2 separate regions of the Homo sapiens genome follow, and region 2 is linked to region 1. A link is an interaction called in ENCODE POLR2A ChIA-PET data of the cell type or tissue named here. Cell type or tissue: OCI-LY7. All regions are shown on one strand. Links, peaks and the distances in the headings refer to the core of each region. The heading gives the core; the rest is flanking DNA. Region 1 overlaps SLC9A7 (solute carrier family 9 member A7). Region 2 has its middle 44 kb from the start of LINC01186.

What was found. ChIA-PET counts read pairs that join two places held together with the same protein. Peaks named below come from ENCODE experiments on the same cell type or tissue, not always from the same donor. Only the 100,000 strongest peaks of a DNase experiment are listed, where the experiment ranks them.
Region 2: POLR2A ChIA-PET joins it to region 1 with 5 read pairs; 2 of 35 experiments call an interaction of 5 or more read pairs at or near these places.

Annotation. Positions count from the first base shown.
Region 1 is chrX:46,702,392-46,705,321 of GRCh38, forward strand. The region is part of intron 1 of SLC9A7 (solute carrier family 9 member A7); the gene reads right to left. Among named protein-coding and RNA genes, the nearest start is that of SLC9A7, 55 kb to the right of the region's middle. RefSeq lists a silencer at 1,781-1,850 and an enhancer at 2,842-2,930. In OCI-LY7, for the core only: no CTCF peak of the experiment used is centred there; a DNase peak (open chromatin) is centred at 1,760; H3K4me3 peaks cover 621 bases; H3K27ac peaks cover 891 bases.
Region 2 is chrX:46,369,813-46,372,742 of GRCh38, forward strand. No RefSeq gene overlaps it. Among named protein-coding and RNA genes, the nearest start is that of LINC01186, 44 kb to the left of the region's middle. In OCI-LY7, for the core only: no CTCF peak of the experiment used is centred there; no DNase peak of the experiment used is centred there.

The DNA.
Region 1 (2,930 bases), core at 213-2,712:
GTAGTGAACATAGTACCCAACAGGTAATTTTTCAATCCACACCCCCATCTCCCCCTCTCATAGTACCCAGTGTCTATGGTTTCCATCTTTATGTCCATGTGTACTAATGTTTAGCTCCCTGTTACAGGTGAGAACATGCAGTAGTTGGTTTTCTGTTCCTGTGTTAATTTGCTTAGGATTATGGCCTCCAGCTACTTCCATGTTGGTGCAAAGAACGTAATCTTGTTCTTTTTTATGGCCGTGTAGTATTCCCTGGGGTATATGTGCCACATTTTCTTTATCCAATCCACTGTTGATGGGCACCTAGGTTGGTTCCATGTCTTTGTTATTGTGAATAGTGCTGCAATGAACATATGAATGCATGTGTCTTTATAATAGAACAATTTATATTCCTTTGGATATATACCCAGTAGTGGGATTACCAGGTCAAATGGTAGTTCTAAGTTCCTTGAGAAATCTCCAAACTGCTTTCCACAGTGGCTGAATTAATTTACATTCCTATCAACAGTGTATATGTGTTCCCCTTTTCTGTGCAGCCTTGCCAGCATCTGTTTTATTTGACTATTTAATAACAGCCATTCTGACTGGTATGGAAGGGTATTGCACTGTGGTTTTGATTTGCATTGCTCAAATGATCAGTGATAATCAACTTTTTTTATATGCTTCTTGGCCACTTGTATGTCTTCTTTTGAGAAGTGTCTGTTCCATTGTCCATTTTTTAATGTGATTATTTGTTTTTTGCTTGTTAAGTTCCTTACAGATTCTGGAAATTAGACCTTTGTCAGATGCATAGTTTGCAAATATTTTCTCCCATTCTGTAGATTGTTTACTCTGTTAATAGTTTCTTTTGCTGTGCAGAAGCTCTTTAATCAGGTCCCACTTGCCTACTTTTGGTTTTGTTGCAATTACTTCTGAGGACTTAGCCAAAAAATTCTATGCCAAGTCTGATGTCAGGAAGGGTACTTTCTAGGTTTTCTACTAGGATTAATATAGTTTACATTTAAATCTGGTAGTCTAGTGGTTAGGATTCAGTGCTGTCTTTTCAGTTCTTTATCTTGAGTTTGTAATTTCAATGAATATATTGCATTTCTTGGAATTCGATTTGGTTCTTTCTCCAACATGCTTGACTTTCTGTTTGTTAGCAGAATCTGAACTAAGAGTTGAATATATTTACAACCCTCAGCTCTGTAGTCTGGCTGTTGCTCACTTATTCCAATCTACATCATGGGATAGGCGACACCACATTATTATAAAAGGCCTAAATGTCTCCTCCAAAGGGTACCAACTAAATAAACTGTTGTCCACTCACATAATGGAGTCTATAGCCATTACATTAAAAAGAATGCAGCCACTCTACACACATCCTATGCATTAGGTGGAAAAAAGCAAGATGAAAAACAAGTTGCATAACATGTTACCTTTTGAGGGGAGATAAAAATCTATCTCAGGTTTATAAATGTATCATAATTCCGTGGAAGGGCATTTACAAGAAAATGTAACAGTGGCTCTCTCTAAGGAGAGGACTTGTGTGGCTGAGGGTCAGAGGAAAGATAGGACTTAACTGTCACTGTTGATCTATTTGCATTTTACAACATGTACAATATATATTTCCTATTAAAAATGAAAATGACAGCTAAATACTAAAGTAAGCCATGCCATTTCCTACTTCTCCATTCTTGGCGCACACTGTCCACTCTGTCAGGTATGTCTCCTGAGCTCCACCCTCCCTACCCTGTCTACTTGATCAGTTCCTATTCACCCTGCAGGACCACCTGTGTCACAAAGTCAACCACTCTTTTCCCTGTGCTGTCGTTGCCTATACAACTGTTACTGCACGTCCTCCTCATGAGACTACAAGCTCCACTGAACCCAGCACAATGTCTGGAATGTGGTCGTCACTCAACAGATGTTTGCTGAAAGAATGAAATAATGAACATCAAAAACTGTAATCTGAGCACAAATAATAGTAACAGATTATATACACATAAAGTGTCAATTCTCTTAATTGTGGACATAATGCTTTTCTTCCCCCTGCAATTTATGTCTAAGTTTTGGCAGGCAACAAAACAGTATCTGGAAAGATTAGAGTTTTGTGTTTTTGCTGAAATTTCCTGAGTCATGAAATTGGTGTCTGGGACACAAGGAATGCTTCATATCACATACCCAGTGATATCCTTTATGCATTTACAAAGACAGAATAAAATCTAATTATATACTGGTTTTAATTCAGCCTAGCTCTAAACTATGTCATTTTTAATAGGCTGCTTAATAAATTTATTTTAAAACAGAACACGGAGTGGAGTATCTAGAATAGGAAATCTGTTATTCATCCTCCTAAGAGTTGTACCCAACTGGTGGACCCTGTATTTCAGGAGGGAAGGTCTCTGTGCTGAGTGCTAAGGAGACACAGGCCTGGCCGGGACACAGTATCTTCCCTCTTGAGACACACACAAACACACAAACACACACCTGTCCTACCTGCCAACACACTACTGACAATAAAGCCAACCAGGCTGTAACAACCACCACAAAACAGAGGCATAAAAAGGCGACATAGCAGACAACAGAATGAATAAGTCTTTCAGATGAAAAAGTTGTTGAGGAAAACTTCACAGAAAAGGTGACTTCACAGTTGGGCCTTTCAAGATGAGTCAGACTTGTACAGAGGAAAGAGGAGGCGTGAAGTATATTTCAGAGAAAGCCCTTAGCATGAGGTAGGAAAGTGCACATTAGATACAGTGGCATGGCTGGAGCTAGCCCACACAGGGGAGAAAGGGGAAGGGTGGAGACCAAATGTCAAGCAGGGAGGTTGGCACAAGGAAGATGGCCAGCCATCCCTTTAAGCCAAGCTCATGAGATAAGACTTTATCACACAGGAAACAGAGGCCACATAGACTTCTGGACTAAAAAGGGGTACAATCAGGACTGAC
Region 2 (2,930 bases), core at 145-2,644, 330 kb before region 1:
CTTCTTAGCAAACAAATAATAAAAATAAACTTTATTTGAATAATAAAATGAAACCTATAAAATAAAAGGTTCCTATAAGAAAGCATCAGAAAGTATCGCACATATTAGTGAAGTAAATGTTACAAGGATTCCTATTAATGTCAAGATTTTTAAAAAGATGATCGTTGTGACTGCTATGATTTCATTTTGCCCTTGAGAACATAGCCAATGCAATAAAAAAGGAACTATATTATTGTCTCAAACTCCAAGGTAGACCTAGTAAGACAGTTGAATAACTGTCTCAAACAAGATATACAAAATAGACATCAAAAAAGCAATAGCTTTCCTACATCAATTACCGTCATGCCTCATTTAACAATGGAACTTCAGGCCGGGTGCAGTGGCTCACGCCTGTAATCCCAGCACTTTGGGAGGCCGACGCCAGTGGATCATGAGGTCAGGAGTTCGAGAGCAGCCTGTCCAATATGGTGAAACCCTGTCTCTACTAAATATACAAAAATAAGGTGAGCGTGTTGGCGCATGCCTGTAGTCCCAGCTGCTCGGGAGGCTGAGACAGGAGAATCGCTTGAACCCAGGAGGCGGAGGTTTCAGTGAGCCGAGATTGTACCACTGCACTCCAGCCTGGGCGACAGAGCGAGACTCCATCTCACACACACACACACACACACACACACACACACACACACACACACAGAAAGGAACTTCATTCTGAGAAATGTGACATTAGGCAGTTTTCATTTTTGTGAGAACATCATGGAGTATACTTACATAAACCTAGATGGTAAAGCCTACTGCACACCTAGGCTCTATAGTATAGACCATTGTTCCTAGGCTACAAACCTGTACAGCATATTACTGTACTGAATACTGTAGGCAATTATAACAAAATGGTATTTGTGTATCTAAGCATATCTGACCAGAAAAGACACAGTAAAAATATGATGTAAAATATAAAAAATAGTACACCTATACGGGCACTTATAAATGGAGCTTGCAGGACTGGAAGTTGCTCTGGCTGAATCAGGTGAGTGGTGAGTGAATGGGAAGGCCTGGGACATTACTGTACACTACTGCAGACTTCATAAACACTGTATACTTATGCTACACTAATTTAAAGTTTTTTCTTTCTCCCAGGCACAATGGCTCACATCTGTAATCCCTGTGCTTTAGAAGGCCGAGGCAGGAGAATTACTTGAACCCAGGAGTTTCAGACCAGCCTGGGCAATATAGTAAAACCCCATCACTACGAAAAATAAAATTAGCCAGGTGCGATTGTGCATGCCTGTAGTCCTAGCTACTCAGGAGGCTGAGGTGGGAGAATCGCTTGAGCTCAGGAGTTTGAGGCTACAGTCAGCTACGATCACACCACTGCACTCTAGTCAGCCTGGGAAACAGACAGAGACCCTATCTCTTAAAAAAAAAAAAAGGCCAGGAGCCGTGGCTCGCGCCTGTAATCCCAGCACTTTGGGAGGCCGAGGGGGGCGTACCACAAGCTCAGGAGTTAGAGACCAGCCTGGCCAACATGGTGAAACTCCGTCTCTATTAAAAATACAAAAATTAGCCGGGCATGGTGGTGGGCGCCATGTAGTCCCAGCTACTTGGGAGGCTGAGGCAGGAGAATCGCTTGAACCTGGGAGGCGTAGGTTGCAGTGAGCCGAGATGGCATGACTGCACTCCAGCCTGGGCAACAGAGCGAGACTCCGTCTCAAAAAAAAAAAAAAAAAGTCAATAATAACCTTAGCTTACTGTAACTTTTTTACTTTATAAACTTTTCCATTTTTAAGACTCTTTTGTATTAACATTTAGCTTAAAATATAAATACATTGTACAGCTATACAAAAATATTTTCTTTATATCCTGATTCTCTAAGCCTTTTTATTTTTAGATTTTTTATTTTTTGTTTTTTAAACTTTTTTGTTACAAACTAAGACACAAACACACATATTAACCTAGGCTTACACAGGGTCAGGATCAGGATCATCAATATCACTGCCTTCCATCTCCGCATCTTGTCCCAGTGGAAGGTCTTCAAAGGCAATAATATACATGGAGCTTTCTTCTCCTATGATAACAATGCCTTCTTCTGGAATACTTCCTGAAGGATCTGCCTGAGGATGTTTTATGGTTAACTTTTTTTTTTTTTACAAGTACAAAGAGTACACTCTAAAATAATGATAAAAATTATAGTATAGTAAATATATAAACCAATAACATAGTTGTTTGTTATCATCATCAATTAGTGGATCTGCTTCAAGGAAGAGATAAGGTATGTTTGTAATTTGCACAACCCTAATGACAGGCAATTAAAGATATTTGATATCTTTCTATTCTCTTAAGTATTCAACCTCTCATTCTTGAGTATCATAAAATTTTTATTGGTAGTGTCTGACTAAATAAAATTTTATTCTACATGGATTAAGTCCATAATTATTTACTTTCATATTTTTCCAAGACGAATGAATTCATAGCTGAATTCATGTTGGCAAATCTATGCAGTTATCTCCTTAACTTAGTAAGTAGACAATTGTTGATTCATAATTCCTTTAATTCTGAAATCCCATAACCTCTCCTAATCCTACATTACCTGATTATCAACTTGTCTGTTCTAAACAGCCCATGGGCATTCTTCATCATGATGCTCACGGCAGGCGGAAAGAAAACCTTCATGCTCTCCTTTAATATCAAGAAAACCATCATTTCTCCCATAGAAGTAGATAGGAATGCTTGATTATTGGTCAATAATTGATTCTGTGTTCTGTATGCCCTCAACTACGGCTTGGCACCTCTTCTAGGACATGTCAAAGGACTTTTTGTCTTCATGAGAGAGTCATTTCTAGTTTTATCGGTGATGAAATGGGAGAACTTTGAATCCCTTGCCTAATAGTCTAATCGAATAATCCTTTAAATCAGAGCAGGGTAAAAAAAAGAGA